Linked DNA regions of Homo sapiens: all the other regions are linked to region 3. A link is a contact called in ENCODE Hi-C or POLR2A ChIA-PET data. All regions are on one chromosome and are shown on one strand. The core of a region is the stretch at or near the end of the contact, and the rest is flanking DNA. Distances in the headings are between cores, read along the strand shown.

Region 1 (2,700 bases), core at 171-2,670, 190 kb after region 3:
TCTGTCTCTACTAAAAATACAAAAATTAGCTGGGCGTGGTGGCACGCACCTGTAGTCCCAGCTACTAGGGAGGCTGAGGCAGAAGAATCACTTGAACCTGGGAGGCAGAGGTTGCAGTGAGCTGAGATTGCTCCACTGCACTCCAGCCTGGGTGACAGAGCGACACTCTGTCTCCAAAAATAAAATAAAATAAAATAAAATAAAATAAAATAAAATAAAATAAAATAAAATAAAGCTAGTTTCTTCTAATCCTTCTAAAGAAATATTGAACATTCTATTTAAAGAATATATATATTTGAAGAAATGTCAAGTTGTTAGCCTGATGAAGTTCTTACATCTCTCTCAACATACCTAGTTCTAACTATGACTCCTTGCCTTTTTCCTTCATGCAGCCTCCAGGTTCATCACATGACTCAGCTAAGAGAAAATATCCAGTGGCTCATCGTTACCTGTGGGAGGAGGTCTGAACTCCATGGCTTTGCATTCATGTTCTTGTTTGTCTCACTTCAACCTTCATTCCCTCCAAGTCCTCGTTGTCCTCCCAGGGTTCCTCTGCTACAGCCGGGGGAGTCTGATCCCTGCTTCCTAAATTTCTCTGAAGCTTATCTACACCTATGTTTTTGCTCCACTCTTCTTTCTCCTTTATACACCAATTATTCTCCTGTTTTATCCAAATTATTCCCTTCTGCAAGACTCACATCAAGTACGATTTCTTTCTAGATGGCTCTAACTCAGTTATTGTTATCTAATTGCACACATATCTCTGATTATTGGCATTAGTCATTTGGAAATTTATTGTATGCTGCTTTGTTTTATTATTTCTCTTTTTCACCTGCCTTGTGCTTACTTCCCCAATTGGACTACAGATTCTTTAAGGATTAGAAGGCTAATATACCTACTTTTTGTCTCTATAGCATCTAAAACAGTAATCTGCAGATATTAGGTATTCAGAATATAATTCAATCTAGAATCATTTGGGAAGTTTAATTTTTAAAGAACTCTGAATCATTTTTCTCAAAACTGTCATATAATGCTAAATTTTCATTTCAGGTTCTGAGAGATTCTTTTCTTTTAAGCCCAGCATTTATGACTTTCAAATTTTAATAAATAGAACGCCCAAAGTTAGTCAACAGAAACGTCCTAAGTTAACGTGGGTGACCTAAGTTCCTTTGCTGTATTTTGTACACGTTTTATATATTGCATCAAGAAAAGCAAATGATTGCTGAAATGAGTAATAAGGAGCTTCACTGGCTAGTCAATCTTATTCCGGAAGCAAAAACTTCCACGCAAGGCTCATTTACATGTGCACACTGCAAAAGGAAGTTTTGGGCAAAATGTCTGCAGACTCTGTTCAACATGCGTGTCCCACTTAACCACATGATCCTTATAAAACCACCTATATCCGTTCTCATACACAGTGTCTAGCCGTTGTGTTAATCACTACTGACAGCTGCACTTTTTTTTTTTTAAGCTTCTGAGCTCTTTTGTGGCAATGTGGCGGGTTGTAAGTAAAGCAAATGCCACTTTAAAGCTAATCATGCTCGGTATAACTTTTACATACCATCATAAAGAGTTATTTGCTTACATATTCAGCTCTTGCTCTACACTAGGAGTTCTTCGAAGGCAGGGACTATTTGTTATTTATTTCTTCATCATCTCCAGCACAGGGCCTGACAGGTGCTTAGTGACTGTTTATTGAATGAGTGTTTGCAGAAAAAATAAATCAAGAGATGGAGAAATAAAGAAATCTGAGAGGTGGAGAAATTAATAGTAGTCCCACAACCAATGAATTAATTGATAAATGTTTACTAATCTCCTACTTTTGAGCCCTGAACTTCAAAGAGAGTGAAGGGAAATATGATAGAACAGACTCATTCAGGATCACTTTTTACTCAATTTAAAATGCAGGCAAGTGAAAACAGAAACTGGGAGGAAAAAGAGTTCTCCTCTATTCTCCCCTAATTCCTTTATTGAGAGGAGAACTTGCATGGATGTTCTTGGATTATCCAAAGCTTGTTTCCTCCATTCTAGACATTATCATGAAAGGCACGAACTGGTGGTTTATTTTGCCTTCTTAATGTTAAAAAAAATAGAAAATTTTACACTGATACTCAGATTTACACTGATACTCTGTTCTTGAAAAATATCTAGCAACCGTAGGTCAAAATTTCTGCATAGCAATAATTTTTTGAAACTAAACAGTGGCTGCAACCTTTAAACAGGGTACATGGGTAGTATCTCCAGGTTGCCATTGTGTCCATTTTTGAGGCACATGGAACTTTACAAGCGCTATCTGTAGTAAAAACCTGGGTGCTGAAAAATTCTTGATTGAGTTTAGAATGGAAGGGATTCTGGAGGGTGGGTGAAACATGAACTAACTTAATTTAGCTATACACATTATCTAGATAGAGTGAAAAATACATTGAACTTGGGATCATTTTTTAGTATATTTGCCACTGCTTAGCTGTGTTTATATCTTTAAACACTTGGACCTTATTCTCTTCATTTTTTAAAAAAGGCCACTACAGCCGCTTTCAGCTTTACCATTTTCGATTTTATTTTTTAGTTACCTATCCAACATAAGTGGATTATAAGACAGGAGAGAAACCTATAGGGAAAAAGGAAGGAGAAGAAGAAGGAGCACGTAGAAGAAGTAAACTGATGTTAATTTAGTCCCTACTTCATAGCTACTCTTTTACA
Region 2 (2,978 bases), core at 239-2,738, 230 kb after region 3:
CAAATAAACAAAGAAACAGAAGGACGTACTACATTCATAGGTTGTAAGACCCAATATTGTAAAGAGGGCAGTTCTATGAAAATCATTTATTACCATTCAATCAAGATTCCAACATGTTCTTACTGTTTTGGGAATATTGCTCGTTAGGTTGTGTCCATATATGTGCATGTGTGTGTGTGTAAATAAAAAGTCTTCATTTCAAAGTCTGGAATCAATTATTTTACAAGTTTCAAACATTTTTCTAGCATCTTGAAAGTTTGTCGGCCCAAAGCACTGTGCCTACAACAACTAATAGGTAAAATGACCCATTTGGAGTTTGGGTCTTTGTATTCCCAGATTCATGATCCTCTTACTATGCTACCTTCTCTCTCTGTTCTAATGAATATATATCATTTAATTATCTTGTTAATTTTAAAAATTAATGTATGTGTTGTTGAATGATTTTACTTTAAAATTTACATAAGTATGAGGTAGAAAATTGTGCTTACTAATTTTATATAACAATGAAGTTAAAATAAACTTATAAACTTTTAACTGATATTTGTGTCCTTACATAGTAAGTATCTTTGTTCTTCTATTTTCATGTTTGAAAAATAACGGTTTCTACCCATATTCAGAAAGCTCATTAAGAATTTACTGCTTTAGCTGGTACTGATTATTCACTGTATTTGTCTGCCCTCTAGTGATTGCAGAATAAAGTCTAAGGAAAAATTACCAGAGGTAAGAGTCAGTCGATTAGTTTTGCAGAAACTCTCATTATTTAAGTTTAACCTGGCTTCTTGTATAACACATTTCTAAATCATTTAGAAATCTACTACATGTCAATAACATAGACATTGGCATACAACAGTTTGATGCTGTTATAGTGTTATACTATGTGTGGATTAAGCTAAACGACTAATAAAATAATTTATATGTTGAAAAAATGAAAATGAATAAAAGGAATATATAATTATACACAAAATTTACTGGGCACCTACTCTCTGTGCTAAGCTCTTTTCATACATTATGTTATTTTATCTGTACAGCAGTTCCTTAAGAAGTCCCTGTTTTATAGATAAGAAAATTCAGGCTTAGTGCGGTTAAGCAACTTGATTAAGGTCAAATACCAGATAATAATAATAATATTAATAGCTATATTTATCAAGCATTTTTTAGTGCCACAGAAAGGTGCTCTGTTAAGCACTTTGTATGTCTATATTAGTCATTGCTCAGAATAGGAAACAAACCACTCTAGAGACTGAAAACAGAAGTGGGTTAATACTGCAAGTGAGATCCTGACAATCAGTGGGAGGGCCAGAGAAGTCGGTTTTTGAGTGGATATTGTGGGATGACTGCCAAAACAATGTGCAACTGACTCATTAGGAGTGCCCGCTCTGAGGTCATTACTGCAGTGATGTCACAAATCTCAAAACACTGAAAAGTCTGAAATACGCATGCAAACTCCGTTGCACAGAAACCTGTTCCTACCACGTTGCTAGCCAGCAGGAACAGCCAAGCGTTCGCGTCCAACTTCTCCCTCTGGTTGGCAGACACAATTCACACCCAGAGCCCTTGCTGCCAAGGAGTCTGCTAAATGTAGCGTTTATCTCCTCAGCTCCTATGTACAAAAAAGGAACATGGAAACGGGTGGGGTTGGCTGCTGGGAGCCAGTCAACCACACCCAGCATAACGCGTTATCCAATTTAGTCCTCATAGAGATTCATAGGATTGTTTCTCCATTTCATAGAGGAAGAAATAGATGCACCGGCAAGTTAAATAATCTGCTAAATAAACAGGATAGGAACCTATGTCTCTCTTATTCCAAAGTGCAGCACATCTCACTATCTCAATATGACACTATGTTATCATTAATTCATTAATTCTATGTTAGTGTTGAACATCTCTCCCTCAACCCCAACCAACACGCACACACACATTTTTTTTTTTCACATGCTTCTTATCAGGATACAACCTAGATTCCAAGAAAAGTGAATTGAAGGTGCTGCTCTCCAGTTGTCTCCTGAGTGAGCTGTCCTCCTAGGCTTGGGATAAAAATATGCAGAATCAATGTACAGCCCTCCTGCATCTCATATTCTTGCGGGAATAATAAATATATTCTCTAATACATGTGATTTGGCCTGAAAAAGGGAGCTAATGGCATTGCTGGCACTGGAATGTGACTGTAGCCAGCATACTTGGAGAAATCAAGGTGTGTGATCTCCTCAGAGCAGAGAAACATCATGTAGTGGTAAGGAAAGATGCCAAAACAGTAGATGCTATTCTTGTCTGTGCAGCTTGACTCACATAGCACCCCTCCCAACAGGCACATGCCACTGGCCCTCCATGACACCTGCTCACCAGACACTGTCCTTCCACTTCAGAAGGATACCGGATCCTCATCAGGCCGTCTGACTTCTTACCTTGGGAATGAGAACCTTGACAGAGGAAGCCTCAGAACTGAAGGTAGTCAGATAGAAAAATTTAGATGGCAGTCCTTGGGGCAGTCATATGCTTTAAGGAAATGCCACGATGCCTGCAGAGATTCCCAGAGGTGCCCTGGTTCTTGCCTTTTCTGAGATGCAATTGTTCACAACATTTTCCATCTTGAAACTGAAGCTTCGTTATCTGGGGTAAATACCAGCAGTTCATTGTCTCACACCAAGAAAATTTGGGACATAGACACACATGAGGATTTTAGGAGCGAAGGTTTAATAGACGGAAGAAAGAAAGAACAGTTCTTTTTCTAGTGAGAGAGAGAGGGGCTTCCGAGGGGAAAAGGCCAAACCGTGGCAGTTTGCTGGATTTATAGGCAGGCTTGAGGAGGAGGTGTCTGATGTACGTAGGGCCCAAAGATTGGTTTGATCAGGTGTGACATTTATGAAGTGGGCAGGGAAGGCTGGTCACCCAGCCCTAACCTTGTTATGCAAATGTCCTTTCCATTTTGACCAGCGCCATCTTGGCTGCTCCTTACTGTACATTGGCTGGCAAAAAAGAAG
Region 3 (2,938 bases), core at 274-2,773:
GTGTAAATCATCCCTTTGTCCAGTGTATCTATGCCATATATGCTAACCACCAGAGAGTCACTTGGTAGCCATTTGGTCTATCAGATTGACTGTCGTGGTATCCCAGTGCTTGTGTTCAAGTAGCCTTATTTTATTTCATAATGGTCCCAAAGCACAAGAGTAGTGATGCTGACAATTCAAATATGCCAAAGATAAGCTGCAAAATGCTTCCTTTAAGATAAAAGGTAAAAGTTCTCAATAAGCAAAGAAAACAAAATAATATACTGAGGTTTCTAAGATTACTAAGAACAAATCTTCCATCTGCGAAATAGTGACGAAAGTGAAAGAAATTCATGCTAGTTGTGCTATCGCACCTAAAACTACAAAAGTTTGCAGTGCATGCAGCCATAGTGCATGATAAGTGCTTAGTTAAGATGGAACAGGCAGTAAATTTGTGGGTAGAAAATATGAACAGAAATGTGTTTTGATTGATTGACAGCAATTGGATTTGGTACTATGTTTTCAGACATCTACTGGGGGTCTTGGAATGTATCACTTACTGTATTACTCAGCAATTGTAAACTTTCAAATATGAGGGTAACATGTTTATCATTGAGACAGAAATCTATAAAGAGTGGAATGAAATCTATTATTTAATAGAATTAATTATAATCAAACAGGCAAAACTTATTACTATTAGACTGGCATATGAAGAAATATGGGGATAATCTTGTCTTATAGAACCACAAAATAATCATAAAATACAACAGCTGTGTTCCCTAAAGTGCAATTTGATTTGTGTCTTTATTGATTTATCTCCATTCTTAAGCAATGCTTTATGCTCCTTTTTGATGGGGCTTTTTGATGGGGCTTGCCTTAGAAAGTGCAAAGGATCTAGTCTGGGACCTGAGTTTAATTCCTGTGAAACACTTCAATTCTTTTTTTAAGACAGGGTCTCACTCTGTTGCCCAGGCTGGAGTGTGGTGGTATGATCTTGGCTCACTGCAACCTCTGCCACCCGGGTTCAAGCGATTCTCCTGCCTCAGCCTCCCAAATAGCTGGGATTACAGGTGCCTGCCACCTTACCCAGCTAATTTTTGTATTTTTTAGTAGAGACTAGGTTTCACCATGTTGGCTGGGCTTGTCTTGAACTCTTGACCTCAAGTGACCATGTTGGCTGGGCTGGTCTTGAACTCTTGACCTCAAGTGATCCGCCTGCCTCAGCCTCCCAAAGTGCTCGAATTACAGCAATAAACTACCATGCCTGAACCACTTCAATTCTTTTAATTATTGTTTACTCCTTTATAAAATAGATATAACAATAATACTCTCCTCAAGGAAGGCTATAAAGATGACATATATTCATGCATGAGAAAGACAATGTAAAGTTATAGGAGAACATTAAGTATTAAATTTATGCTATATGACACTTGAATTTAGTGCTTTGAAACCAAAGACGAGCATTCTTTCTTTTTTATTAGAATACACTGAATTTCTGCTTTTTATCTTGTTTTGCCTATTACCCTATGATTATCTCTTTTAGCTAGTGAGTCAGTTTTACTGATCTTTATCAAGTTATGTAAATAGAAGTGGTTTGGAACTTGGAAAAGGTTGTGAAAGATACCGTGATTACAAAAGTGCATTACAAAGTAACACACAGGAAGTATAGAATTTGAAAATGTAACAATTAACTAGCTTGTGTTGGAAAGTTGCTAGGCCTCCAATAATTTATACAGATATGATTTAATCTCCCAAATAAGATGGGATTCCTCAATCTATATTTAGCATTTCTCTTCTTCCTGGCAGGGATTTTAGAAGATTGTCACTCTACTCACCCTATTTTTAGAAATAATATTAATACTGTATGTTCTAAAATGCCTTCCAGCACAGGAATCTCTCCAGGTAGAGGAAATATTTAACTGTAAATAGTAGATGTATTCATCCCTAGCCAAGTATGTTCATTTTGGCTAAAGCATGCCCACATGTCTATTAAATGTTGTATTATGATAAATCCCTTATATGTGACTTCTAACATACTCCTTTATAAATATTTAGAAAAGAAAAATTGACCCAATATCCACTGGGTAAATTTGTACTACAAACCCAATAATTATTGCATGATGATTCCTCTAGGCATATAGACTGTCAGACTAAATTTTCCTTGCTTTGAAAATTAGCTAGTATAGTTGGTTTTAGAAGGTGTTGAGAAAATTGAGTTTGTGAATTGGAGCTCAGGTAGGCCAGCTAGCTTCATAATATTTTAGGATTATATTTTTACAAGTGCCTGTCATTGCTTTCAGCAGGAACCAGGTGAGATATAGAGACAGATTAGCAAAATCCTTCTTCCCCCTTTTTCTTGAGAAACTCAATATAGCATATTGAAAAGAGGTCACAGAAACTATCCTTGTACAATGAGATATTTTTCAGTATGCAAATTATAACATTTTCCATTAGAAGTTCAAATCACCACTTAAAGCATTTTTAGGGCTCTTTAATATCCTTCAATTTAGGACAAGTTGGACTTAAGGTGAAATTAAGTTCTATGTAACTCAGTTAATTTATTTTATACAGCTAAAATTATTTTATATTATGCTCTTAAGGTGATGTTAGCTATGTAAGTTGTAGTACTTAATTAAATATATAAATTGTATAAAATATATACATTGATAAAACTGATAAATTAATAAAAATATAACTTCTATTTAGATAGAACTAAGAATTAACTAAGAACCTCCCCTGAGCACTATAATTGGAAAACATGTAATGCTGTGGTATAGGAAATGCTTGCCCAATGAATCATCCATTTTCAAGTTAATCATTAATTTGGAAATTATGCTTTTCTCCATAGAAAACAGCATTAGCCTTATTTCCTCCAGAAAAAACTGAATAAAACACTTTTTTTGTGGCACAGAGAATAGTTGCCTTACCCAGAGCTCAGAAAACCACATAAACAGAGGAA
Region 4 (2,700 bases), core at 73-2,572, 160 kb after region 3:
AAAAGTGTAGCAGAAAATGCTGTAGCTGGGAGTCAGTGGATTCAAGAACTGGTGGGGTCTATCGTTGGTTCTGTAATGTTGGAAATATCACCCAGTCCTCAAGCTTCTGGAGCTATAATATATAAAATGAGGATTGTTAAACCTCATACTCTGTAAGGCCACTCCACTTCTAAGTTGCCATATGTGTTTAATAAATAGGGACCTGTTGAAATTTTTAGCGGGTTTTATTGTGCTGTTGTTATTTGGCCTTAAGAAGGAAGTATTAAGTTTAGGGAACTGGGATTTAGATTCAAGGGTTTTGAGTTCAAGTTTTGTTTCTGTCTCTTGCTACCTTCATGACATTGATTAAGAAAGTCATTTAGTCTTCTTGAGACCATTTTCTTATCTGTGAAGCTGGGATGATGTTTGCTTTGCTTAAAACATAGGTTGAGGATCAAATGTGATGAATATATAAAATATTGTGTGTTCTATAAGGTGCTACAGGAAATATTTTAAAAGACATAAAGTGGTAGACTATTATGGTAATCTTATGCGAGGAGATATAATTTGGAGATAAGTAGTACCTATGAGAATAGAGAGCTACAAACGTATAAGACATTTTGAATGAAATATAGATAGAAAATAGATAGTGACTTATCTTACAGGTTGATGAAAATGAGAGATGGAGAGAGTGAAGATGGCAACAGTGACTAAGGAGTGTCGACCACATTTATTTAAAATCTCTGTGCTGGTCACTGTAGAAATTCTATTTTAATGTGAATGGATAGTGTAATAAAGTAAGTTTTTGTGGTCTGGTTCAAAAGTAGGCCAAAATGAAAATTTTACTTGCAAATTTCAAGAAGCAAATGGAAAGAGAACCAGGCCTTAGAATATATTTGCGTTTCTGTATTGCCCACTAATATTTTTGTATAACACATTTTAAGTAATAAAAATCTGATAATTTATTTGTCCACCCTGGAAAGGAAAAAAAGATAAGCTATAAAGCAGTCTAATTTTATCAAACCATTTTTGGATACCTTATAAGTAAAGTCAGAAAACTAGAAGTGAAAAGGGAATGCTTCTAGAAACTGTAGTGAGGTCTGCATCAAATCCTAAGACATGTTTTTGCTCCAGGTTTCCTGCAATTGCTACCATAAAGGGAGCATTTCAGACCCAGTGCTCTGTAATGTGGTTTCTTTCCTCTGGAATTCCTCCAATCCTTCATGAATAGCTGGAGGAATGCAGACCTCTGGAGGCTGTATTTTACAGGTTGCTATGGAACTGTCTAAATATTATGAACAGTGCAGTGGTATATGACATACGACAGCCCAATGCCATGAAATTAGGGCAGCTAGAAATCATTTCCATACCCTTGAAATGTAAGCTTCTAGTTTAAAAGAATGGCATGAATGTTTTTCATAAATAAATTATCCTTTATCACACTAAGTTAGATCCTGGGTGGAGATAGGAAGTCTGGGACTTCAAAAGAGCTTTAGTTCAGAGAGAGGCCTGTAGACCCTAAGAAGCAAATACACAAGCAGGCCAGGGGAGGCCTAGTGAGGGGAAGGAGGAATATAAAACTTCGTAGTTTTCAGGATATAGATTGTAATGTTGATGTTACAAAGAGAACTGCTTTAAAAATCTCACTCCAAAGGTGTGCTTGGAGGTAAACAAGCTAACATAACTTCGGGATCAGGCAAGTCACTTAGAGCAAAAACGGGGCTTCCTCTTTCAACACCCTTTTTTTTGTGCTGTGAGACCCCCAAACTCTCAGCTACTCAGGGTTTGATGCTTGACTTTTTCTCAGATTCCAATAATTGTTTATGAAACCTGATTCAAATTTTAAGTCAGAAGTTACCCACCATAAAACATACCTCCCCCTCCTCCCTGGTTCTACTTAAGTTTCATTTAAATAAGAAATATAGCTCTCTGGGTACAATTTTTTGAATAACAGTTCTGTGAATGCTATTTGCTTCTGCAGGTTATGCCAAAGGCAGTTTCCTCTCTGAATGAATGTTTTTAATGTGCAAATTCAAAATACAACGAGCCTACGTCATAAGCTGCACTAAGTGAACAGAAACTAAGTGCAGCTGGGCTTTGTGGCTTTTCTTGTTTTCTTTCCTTTTTTCTCCCCTTCTTCAGACAGTTGCTATTGAATAGTTTTTTTTTTTTTTAATGAAAGAGGGTAAAACATTTCTCACAAATCCTTTTGCCTGCACCAAGAAATTCAAATTAAGCAATTGAAAATGTAAAAGGAACAAATAAGTTTTGCTTTGCAAGATGTAGGGGAGCCCATCTGTCTTGAGTATCTGGTTCAGTTTCATTAAGAGTTGCAAGTATCCACTTCATGTTGCCTCTCTATTTTCTTATCTACCCTGCCTGGGAGGAGAGGACAATCGCCTTCCCATTTTTCTTTTTTGGTTTCTTATTTAAGTAGCATAAAATATATTTTAAAAATACATTTTTGTTTATGTAAGGTTTTTTAGATATGCCACCACCTGAATATCCCTGTGTAGAAAAAAAGGATAAACTCCCACTAACAGTGGAAAAACATCCCTATTTCTCCACATCCTCTCCAGCACCTGTTGTTTACTGACTTTTCAATGATCACCATTCTAACTGGCATGAGATGGTATCTCATTGTGGTTTTGATTTTTCTAATGACCAGTGATGATGAGCATTTTTTCATATGTCTATTGGCTGCATAAATGTCTTCTTTTG

What was found. A loop is a pair of places that touch in the nucleus more often than their neighbours do. ChIA-PET counts read pairs that join two places held with the same protein, here RNA polymerase II (POLR2A). Pooled maps may share reads with other maps.
Region 1: a loop to region 3 is called in a map with no recorded cell type, with 8 times the contacts of the local background. The contact joins two enhancer-like sites. A Hi-C loop is called at or near these places in 7 of 37 single-sample maps with no recorded cell type and 6 of 50 pooled maps. POLR2A ChIA-PET finds 5 or more read pairs at or near these places in 1 of 52 experiments (T-cell).
Region 2: a loop to region 3 is called in a map with no recorded cell type, with 7 times the contacts of the local background. The contact joins two enhancer-like sites. A Hi-C loop is called at or near these places in 2 of 168 maps with a recorded cell type or tissue (Calu3 and IMR-90), 21 of 37 single-sample maps with no recorded cell type and 10 of 50 pooled maps. POLR2A ChIA-PET finds 5 or more read pairs at or near these places in 1 of 52 experiments (HEK293T).
Region 4: a loop to region 3 is called in a pooled map, with 4 times the contacts of the local background. The contact joins two enhancer-like sites. A Hi-C loop is called at or near these places in 5 of 50 pooled maps. POLR2A ChIA-PET finds 5 or more read pairs at or near these places in 3 of 52 experiments (AG04450, activated CD8-positive, alpha-beta memory T cell and activated T-cell).

Annotation. Positions count from the first base shown.
Region 1 is chr1:192,515,656-192,518,355 of GRCh38, reverse strand. It overlaps LOC105371664 (a long non-coding RNA gene), which reads left to right. Exons shown (of 5, transcript XR_002958418.2): 5 at 393-2,700. Among named protein-coding and RNA genes, the nearest start is that of RGS1, 59 kb to the left of the region's middle. RefSeq lists enhancers at 1,419-1,538, 1,599-1,718. Within about 2 kb of position 1,420, at least 7 of the 41 ENCODE cell types and tissues checked have a DNase peak (open chromatin) inside an H3K27ac peak, as active enhancers do.
Region 2 is chr1:192,475,506-192,478,483 of GRCh38, reverse strand. No RefSeq gene overlaps it. Among named protein-coding and RNA genes, the nearest start is that of RGS1, 99 kb to the left of the region's middle. Within about 2 kb of position 1,488, at least 3 of the 41 ENCODE cell types and tissues checked have a DNase peak (open chromatin) inside an H3K27ac peak, as active enhancers do.
Region 3 is chr1:192,701,021-192,703,958 of GRCh38, reverse strand. No RefSeq gene overlaps it. Among named protein-coding and RNA genes, the nearest start is that of MIR4426, 14 kb to the left of the region's middle. RefSeq lists a cis regulatory region at 2,789-2,802 and an enhancer at 2,724-2,868. Within about 2 kb of position 1,523, at least 4 of the 41 ENCODE cell types and tissues checked have a DNase peak (open chromatin) inside an H3K27ac peak, as active enhancers do.
Region 4 is chr1:192,538,458-192,541,157 of GRCh38, reverse strand. All of the region lies in intron 4 of LOC105371664 (a long non-coding RNA gene), which reads left to right. Among named protein-coding and RNA genes, the nearest start is that of RGS1, 36 kb to the left of the region's middle. Within about 2 kb of position 1,322, at least 12 of the 41 ENCODE cell types and tissues checked have a DNase peak (open chromatin) inside an H3K27ac peak, as active enhancers do.